Linked DNA regions of Homo sapiens: region 2 is linked to region 1. A link is a contact called in ENCODE Hi-C or POLR2A ChIA-PET data. All regions are on one chromosome and are shown on one strand. The core of a region is the stretch at or near the end of the contact, and the rest is flanking DNA. Distances in the headings are between cores, read along the strand shown.

What was found. Hi-C counts contacts between places; a loop is a spot of excess contacts on that map. ChIA-PET counts read pairs that join two places held with the same protein, here RNA polymerase II (POLR2A). Pooled maps may share reads with other maps.
Region 2: a map of naive thymus-derived CD4-positive, alpha-beta T cell shows a loop between it and region 1 (9-fold over the local background). The contact joins the promoter of FCRLB here to the promoter of IFI16 in region 1. A Hi-C loop is called at or near these places in 1 of 168 maps with a recorded cell type or tissue (naive thymus-derived CD4-positive, alpha-beta T cell) and 5 of 50 pooled maps. POLR2A ChIA-PET finds 5 or more read pairs at or near these places in 1 of 52 experiments (activated T-cell).

The regions. Positions count from the first base shown.
Region 1 is chr1:159,006,907-159,011,475 of GRCh38, reverse strand. IFI16 (interferon gamma inducible protein 16) reads right to left here and starts at 1,569. Exons shown (of 12, transcript NM_001376587.1): 1 at 1,315-1,569. RefSeq lists an enhancer at 1,633-1,712.
Region 2 is chr1:161,720,071-161,724,766 of GRCh38, reverse strand. It overlaps FCRLB (Fc receptor like B), which reads right to left and starts at 3,223. Exons shown (of 8, transcript NM_001002901.4): 1 at 3,106-3,223; 2 at 2,917-3,012; 3 at 2,064-2,114; 4 at 1,758-1,778; 5 at 1,146-1,400. The coding sequence starts at 2,094. RefSeq lists enhancers at 2,162-2,261, 2,342-2,441.

The DNA.
Region 1 (4,569 bases), core at 320-2,819:
CATATATTTGTGTGTGAATGTATATTATATATACACATAACATGTATGTGATTGTGAGAGCACTACAAAGAAAAAAAATTTTTTTTTTTTTTTGAGACAGAGCCTTGCTCTGTCACCCAGGCTGGAGTGTAGTGGCACAGTCTCGGCTCACTGCAACCTCTGCCTCCTGGTTCAAGCGATTCTCCTGCCTCAGTCTCCTGAGTAGCTGGGATTACAGGCACACATGACCATACCCGGCTAATTATTGTATTTTTAATAGAGACAGGGTTTCGCCATGCTGGCCAGGCTGGTCTGGAACTCCTGACGTCAAGTGATCCGCTCGCCTTGGTCTCCCCCAAAGTACTGGGATTACAGGCATGAACCTCTGTGCCCGGCCAAAAAAGCAAACTTTATAATAGGAGATTTCAGTTTATGCTTCAATTACTAAATGAACAAGGTGAAAAAATCTGTAATGATATAATAAATTTGAACAACGTAATTAACAACATTTATCTAATAAAATTCTGAAAACAACATTTAAGAATCTCACATTCCATTTAAGCACACATGAAATATTGTACCAGGCTATAGAAAACATCTTTTAAAAATTTGAAAAGTAAACAATAGTAACCTTTTCCTAACTGCCTTCCCCTCCACTCCCCTATACCTTGCCACAAGGAAAAAAAAAATCATTAACTTTCAGGAGGGCAGAGAGTAATTCCAAAATGATTGAAATTCTGCCGCTAGCACCCGGTGCAGAATGGAGCTAAAGTAAAGGATCAATATACTTATGAAAATATTAAGACACCATGTGCTTGAGTAACTGTGTTTGTGAAACTGAAAAAAATTTTCTACTCTGTGTACATTTGTTCTTATGTTTTGTAAAATTGGGATGATGTCATATAATACATCTCTATGCTCAGATATGTTTTTTACTTAATATTCTTTCATGATACTTTTTTCATGTCACTATCTTGAGAACCCACCACAGCTACCGAGTTTCCAACACTTCTTCCAGCCAAAATAACAGAAGCCCTCTTCTAAGTACCAACTTATGCCAGTATACACTCGGATAATTAATTTTAAAATCTGCAACGGTCAAAATGCATTTTCTCTTGTTCAGTCCTCAGTTGTGGTGGAATAGAAGATGCCTGTTATCTTCCTAAGTAAATGAAGGATTCATATCAAGCAACTCAGTTTTCACTTTTCTGAATACTCAGCCCTACTCCCATCATCCCATGACCCTGAATAACCAATACTGATTGTCCCCTTGTGATTCTGGGGACTTCAAGGAAGGAACAAGATCATATTTACAAAATCAGGAACAGTACTCACCTCACTGGAAATTTTTTCAACAGTAGTCCAGATCTTGAGATCTTCAGAAATGCAGGAATCAATGCTTATTTGTGTGAGGGGGGAGATAAATCAGTAAAGTTCCCAGAAACGGAACCGCAGGATGTTGTAATCTCCAGAAACGCTAAGAAAATGAAGTATCTGCAAAGATAACAAGGAAAAAAGGCCTTGGTTGAGTCACTTAGTTAGCTGACTAGTGCTGGCTTGCTCCTATTCTGCTATTGCCCCAGAGAAAATGGAGTAGGAAACAATGTGGAGACTCCTCCCACCAGTGTTTTTAGCTTTCGTTTCTGTTAGTCAGAGAAAATGAACAGTTTCCTGGCAAGGGCTGGAGCATGTGGTGAGGGGAAATGGGGGATGAGAAATTACTTTAATGGGTACAGTTAACATTTTTCGGGTGATGTGCACACTGAAATCTCTGACTTCACCAATATGGCATATATCCATGTAACGAAATTACACTTGTATCTCATAAATGTATATAAACACAAATAAGTTTTTTTTCTTACAAAATTCGATAGCTGAAAGGAGTTCCAACATTAGAACTTTCTTACCCAGCAGACTTACATGTGAGTCATTAGAGACTTATATTCCCTTAAATGATGCTCAAATATAAGAGAAGCAACATGGCTTCTTCTCCCCTCCTTTCCTGTGCACAGAGTGGCAGTGGCAGGAGGAGATCTTGGTAGGAGCATCTATTGCTACCAATACTTTACTGCATCTCCTGGTTGGGGAAATGTCTGCTATGAAATCGCTATTTGTTTAAATACTACCTGAAGTATTCATCCAATTATTAATAACTGACAAGCCTGGGCTTTCCAGATCAGAAAGTCATTATGAATATGTAAATCCTTCCTTAAATTTATATGAAGGAGTTTAACACTAGCTGTCCTCTTGACCATGACTAGGTTACTTTACCTCAATGATTAGATTCACGAATGCTCAGATTTTCTGCATTATTCCTGGATAAACAAACGTGGATAGTGGACTCTCAACATGACAGCATCGAAGACTTGAAAATCCTGGAAAATGCACTGAACTTCCGGTAGTGTGAGGAGTCTGTTTAATCCTCTGCTCAGCAGTGTATTTTTCTCTGTTAAGGACAGTGGGTGCCCTTTAGCGTGCTGTAACCCCAGGATGTCAAATAAATGGCATCAACTAGCAGATGATGTGGTGTTAACCCAGCAGCAGATCTGCAAGCAGGATGTGGTCATGAGTGGAAAAGGGGCCCCATAGACTGTTAATATGTACTGTCCAAGGCCATCTACAGAGCAAAAGAAAGCTGATTGTTTTAATCCAAACTAGGGCCATGAAGTGAATAGCTGAATTCTGGATTTGAAACCATATGAATAACTTTATCAAAAAAGGAGTAAGTCAAGAAAAAGCAAAGAGGATCTGGAATGATGGCCATAAACATCTCTGGGTGTTCGTGATAATCTTTTACTGGCTTTAGGGTACTCTTTACGTGGATACATTGAGTTGGCCTTAAGGCAGTAGGTAGAGAAGGATATTAAGGCAGTCACTGGGAACCCCAATCCAGAGGTCAAAGGGTAGAGAACCCTTGGAAGTTATGACCCTTCAGAACATTTTCTGCCTTTTACTTATAATCATTTTATATGCAGTAATGTCCTCAATTGGGACTCCAGCATACAACACACAAACTGCGGTCACCTATAAGGGCAACTCAGGACAATGCTCCATAATTCATACCACAAAGATGAAATTTTCATAGATGAAGCAAAGAAATGCTTAAAAATGTGCATTTTCCCCCACTTTGTGGCAGTGGCCAACAATTGCAATTTGTGCTATCATACAGAAAAGTCATTAGTAGAATATACAAAAATTCCTGATAAAGCAAAAAATGTGCGAATATATATACATATATATAAATTATGTAGCTACATTATTACAGTGACTAAATTTATATTAATCAGGCATTATTCTGAATAAAATCTCTCAATTATGTACCTATTTTTGAACAATGAGTGTTCCATTTCTCTCTTTATGACAAAAAGCAGCTTACTATTTTACCTTTCTGGCCTCATTTTCCATACTGTTCCACATATACCAAAGTTTTAGCTGTGCAGAAACATTTATGTCACTTCACACTTTAGAGTATTTGTAGGTGACATTTCTCCTGTCAGTATTGCAAATGTCTTTACCTTGCTAAGAACAAAAAGACCTATTGCACACTGGTTTTTCATGATGCAATAGACTGTGGCATATGCATTGTTCACTTGTTTTGCAAATCAACTCTATGCAGCAAAGTTTCCCCTTTTTAGAGAAGACTACTATCTTAGTTGATTTGGGTCTTCTGGATGCTGAGGGTTCCAAGATCAAGGATGGCCAACTTAGTTTCTGGTATGAGCCCTCTTCCTGGCTTGCACATAGCCATATTTATGCAGGGTCCTCACCTAGTGTTGAGAGAGAGAGAGAGCACTCTCTGATACCTCTTCTTATAAGGGTGCTAATCACATTATGAGGACCCCACCCTCATAAACTACCCACCAAAGGCCTCGTTTTCAAATATCATCACACTGGGAGGTTATGGCTTCATCATATGAATTTAGATAACATAATCCAGTGTGTAGCAGTAATTGAAGCTATTTTCTAAAAACTAGGCGCCTAGTTAGTGTTGGAGCCAAATTCAAACCAGATCTACCTTATTCCAAAGCCCATGCACTTGAATGCTAAGCAAAATTACTTCCTTGATTTACTAATTTCTACACATATTTTTTTCTTTAGCAAAACATCCATGTCCTTTTAAGCTTGTGTGAATGTCATTTTCTTCATTATTTCTTTACAGATTCTCCACTTAACAATATTAGCACAAGGGCATTGTTTGGGTTCTCATGCTTCCTGCTGGGGCTGGACCTTTGCTGTTAAGACACAGAATCTGATTTTCCCAAAGCCTAAACCGAATTATTTTCTTTTTTGGAATACTAACATTTGTCTCTCCAACTCTCACATGAATGGAACCATGCATTTCAGATAATGGCTTTGATGTTTTGTCCATTGATTCTCAGTTGAAATTAGAAGTCAAAGTTTATCTTTTTCGTCACACTTGGTTTTGTGCTGTTTCCTTTTCCCCAATACTTCCATTTTTCTCTGTATTATCTTGTATTTCCTAGATTGTGTTCTACTTAACATATGTATTTGTGATTAAAATTAAAGTATATTATTATATGATAAGGTAAAGGCCAATTCAATTCTATAAACAGTCAGAAATGCGAAATA
Region 2 (4,696 bases), core at 1,974-4,473, 2.7 Mb before region 1:
TGAGAAAGAATCCTGCAAGTAATAGCCACAATCCACATGCACTCCCAATCTGTAAGCAGTAATTACTCCTATAGTACTCAGTATAATTATTGCTATCACCAATGATTTCCGAACAAGAAACCACAGAGTATGAATATGAAGTGTGTGTAAGTGCTAATCTGAACATTGAGTGATGTGCTTTAAATTCTGAATACAAATTGTGGCTAGGAGTGCACGATCTCAGCTCACTGCAACTTCCGCCTCCCAGGTTCAAACAATTCTCATGCCTCAGCCTCCTGAGTAGCTGGGACTACAGGCACCCGCTATCATGCCCAGCTATTTTTTTTTTTTTTTTTTTTTTTAGTAGAGAGTGTTTCACCATGTTGGCCAGGCTGGTCTTGAACTCCTGACCTCAGGTGATCTGCCCGCCTTGGCCTCCCAAAGTGCTGGGATCACAGGCTTGAGCCACCGTGCCCAGCAATCCTGTACTTTATTGAACAAATTATTGTTATTTTTCTTATCCTGTTTTAAAACCCTTCAAGCATCTCGAGAATCAGTTTCTCAGCTGACTCCTGTGTACACATATACACGTCTGCAATAAAACTTTGAGTAAGTGCTCAGTTCAATTGCTGCTTTTTTTCTTTAGCAAATCATAATTCACTTTTAATCCTCAGAGCAGCCGAAGAGATACATACTATTATTGTCCCTTCTTTACAGATGTGGACACTGAGGCACAGAGAAGCATCACACTGTTCAACTGAGAGTAGATCCTTGATCTATGCTCAGACTGCCAGGGAAACTCACCTTTCCTGTTTGGTGAATTTCCTTTACTGCTCCCTCCCCAACCCCCTAAAGTTCTCTGTCCAGCACTCCAGGTCCTTGGAGCCTTTGCTCTTCTGAGCTGGTCTCAGAAACAAACAGAAATGTTCACACTGTGCCTCACACTATGGCAGGAGGGTAAGGGGACCTTGGGGGCTAGGCATGCCTTACTGCATCTCTCGCATAGTGCCGTGCAGGTCCCTACCTGCTCCAGAGACTTAAGATAGGCCCCAGTGTGGCCCTTGTTTCCTGCACCTTGGGATTGGCCCAGTGTTCCCTCCCACCAGAGGACTAGTATTGCCAGAGGAGACACGTGCTCCCCCTCCCCTCGTGCTCAGTCCACTCACCATTGGATACAGAGAGGTGGATGGGGTCACTGACGGGTGCTCCCCGTGTCTGGCATCGATACACCCCTGGTGTCTGCACCTCAATGCTCTTCTTGTGAGAGGGCAGAAGTAGGTGGCCCAAATACCAGAGAGTGCTGATGGGCTGGAGCTCCAGGAGCAGTGGGTGGTATCCATCACACTTCAAAGTTACCCGCTCCCCTTTGAAGATGGTGGTCCAAGGTGGATGTAGAGACAATATGGGCTTCTCCAGAGTAGCTGGGGTGGGGAGTGGGGTGAGAGGGGGCAGCATGCAAAGAGAATCAAGGTGAGGTGCCCAAAGAAACGACCTGAGTTTGGGAAATCTTAGGAAACCCCAGCTCGCAGGCCCCAGCCCATGTACTAACCCATCCCTGCAGGAGAGGAGATCACATTCATTGGGTTACAGACTACCAGTCCATCAGCCAGCACCCATTTCTAAATGCCTTCAAGCAAATTTAGTCCCAGGGGTTGACGAGAGTGGGAAGAGACACTATCCCAGCGCAGCCAAGAAGTGAGGAGTCTACTTGAAAAGGTCACTTAGGGGGTTGGAGTGGAAGCTGTAGAAAATTGGGATGAGAAATTTATAAGACTCACCAGCTTGCCCACTGCTTGGAACTGCAGAACAGGAAAGAAGGAAGAGGAAGGAGAAGGAGAATATTGGCGATGAGAGGAGAGAGACTCTTGACGACAAGAAAGGCTGAATGGTCCCAAAACCTGTTTTTCTTCTTCTGCCCCTGGTTTCCCAAGCTCTGAGAAAGCCCCTTCTTCTTCACCCCTCCAAAAAAAGATAATGAACCACTTGGAAACTGAGGATTGGATACCCACCCTCCTCTCCCCATACCTTGGTCCACCCTATTCTCCACCACCCAAAGCTCTTCTGCTGCCTCACTGTGGACTCACCCAGGAGCAGAAGGGCTGTCAGTGGCCACATGATGGATCTGACTGCAGCAGCTGCAGAAGGATGGAGATGCACTGGCATGAGATGGGGAACAGAGAGAAAGAATGTGGCCAGTGGATGCCACTGAGTACTAGGAGACATTGCTGCTTCTCCCACCCACTCCTAGTTCCTGAAGATAGCAGACCAGAACCAGTGGGAGACAGGCTGAATATCAGGTATCCCAAGTGCCAGGCACTGTCTCATCTACCGCATCTACAGCCACCTCACAGCTCAGGCCAGCCCTGACTACTGAAAGGAAGGCCTGCAGAACTTGTGCCCTCCACAGCACAAGAGAGCCCCATAGAACCCCAGGCTCCAGCAGATGACCCCGCCATCTTCAGGCTCCCATTGACATCCCACTCCCATCCCATCCCTTCTCCACCTTCCAGCCAGCCCTGCAAGGCTCAGCTGAGGAAGACACGGCCTCATGTCCTTAAGGACCTTTTTCCTGCTCACTCCTGATGACAGACATTGGCATGAGACCTAGAGAGGTCAGTGTTCGGTTGCCTGCCCCCAGAGCTCACATCCTGCCACAATGAGTAGACGAAAAGGCATGACTCACCAACCACCCTTCACATCCCTATCATCTAGTTCCCCAGTCAAGGATAGAAATGCAATGTGTTTCTTCTTCCTCCCTTCCTGAAATCTTGAGTTCTCATAAATTCTTAAATTCTTAAGAAGTTAGAAAACTCTTCTTTCCTACCCATCCCAATGAGCTCATCCTGTGGCACTTCCAATCACTTGTTCTTTTCTTCCTTCCTCCCACCCTTCCCTGCAACCCCTCCCCAGCCACGCCCCAGTTCCAGAACTCCTGACCTGCAGCAGAGAAGTCACTGCATCGGCCCCTCAGAAGCCTCTCAGATCTGACCTCGGGGCTCTACTTCTTGTGCTTTCTGAGCCATGTGACCGTACCTGAGCAATGAGGAGAACCTGAATTTTCATGTAAATACTTAATGAATTTTCCAGCCTGATAGTGTGTCTCCTTGGACTCTATCCTGTCCTTACCTGTGGTTGTTTAGAACCGGGGCACCTTGATCCCTTGGAAATCTGATGGGAAGGAGATCAATTATCAGGTACTGTCAACTCCCAGGAAGATAGTATCTTCCCCTCTTGCTGATGCCTGAAGTTCCACTCTGAGAGTCCCCTCATATTTTGCTTAATGGACTAGCCCCTTTTAAAAATGCAAATGCCTCTTAGGAAAATGTGACTGGTCATTTAAATTATGCTGGTCACTTCAGATCATGTTTTGAGTGCAGGTTTTGATAAAAGAGATAGAGTCCTGTAGATTTCAAACAAAGTAGGGACATATTTGACAATGTGCCCAAGAGTAGGGGAGGCAGAGAAGAACTAATTACTGGGAACAGGGATGATCACCTGCCTGCTTTAGGAGTGCCTGGGCTGACCAGCACTCTTGTGCTTCCCCTCCATCCTAATAATTCCTCGTCTCAGGGCCAGTGTGTGGCTTCCCACATGATCCACAGCCTGCCACAGAGGTCTGACTTCTGCACCAAGCCACCACCTCAATGGTAAGAATGCAATGCAGTTGTCAGCTGTCCTCTTAGGCAACACAAGCTGGCTCTATTTTGGCTTCTCATCCCCCAGAGCACAGATCTCAGCCCCTTTACTCGATTCAGAAGAAACCTTAGTACACCAAAACTTTGTGAACTGTATAGTCGTCCCTAGAAACCTCTGGAACCATCCATACTGTTCATATTATACAGTGCTCAGAATTTGACTTGAAAAATTTCCCACGAAATATTTATTTATTCTAGGCTCTCCTCTAAGTTTTTCCCAAAGTGAGTCTTTTTACTCCATCTAGGACTTTTCCCCAGAATTTCTAATTCTTCACTCCTTTACAATGCAGAAAAATTTAGAAATTATCATTTGTAACTTGAGCAATTATTTGAGGCCTATCACAACATAACATCTGGACAATATATGTCACCATTTGATAAGCATTCTGGTGATAAAGTGTTCTCAGTGATAATTACAGTAATGAACTAATGCTGTTGTTGCTGATGACAGCTCACTTTAGTGTCTCGGCATGTGGCAGGCACTATGCTAAGTGCTTCACAGATATTACTGCACTTAATTCTTGTAAGGCCCTTTGAGGAAGAATTATTAATATCCCAATTTTGCATATGAGGAAACTGAGATGATGAAACTGGGATTTGAATAGAAGTCTGTCTCCAAAATCTGTTCTCTTATCTCTCTGATTGTCAGGGATTCAAGATGCTGCTCATGGCCGGCTGTCATTATTGGTCTTTGCAAGTTCCCCCTCTTATTGTCTTACCTTGTTGACTTTCACCCACATTATTGTCCTCCTCCCCTCCACATAAGCACCCACTGTAAAATGTTTACTGTGTGTTCCCATATACATGCTATTTTTTTTTGTGCTTTAAGTTCTAGGGTACATGTGCACAACGTGCAGGTTTGTTACATATGTATACATGTGCCATGTTGGTGTGCTGCACCCATTAACTCGTCATTTACATTAGGTATAACATGCAGTTTTTAGCTTTGAGAAATATTTAGTGTTGTTAATTTACATAAGTGGCATTGTGTTCTAGATATTATATTCACTTCTACTTTTAAA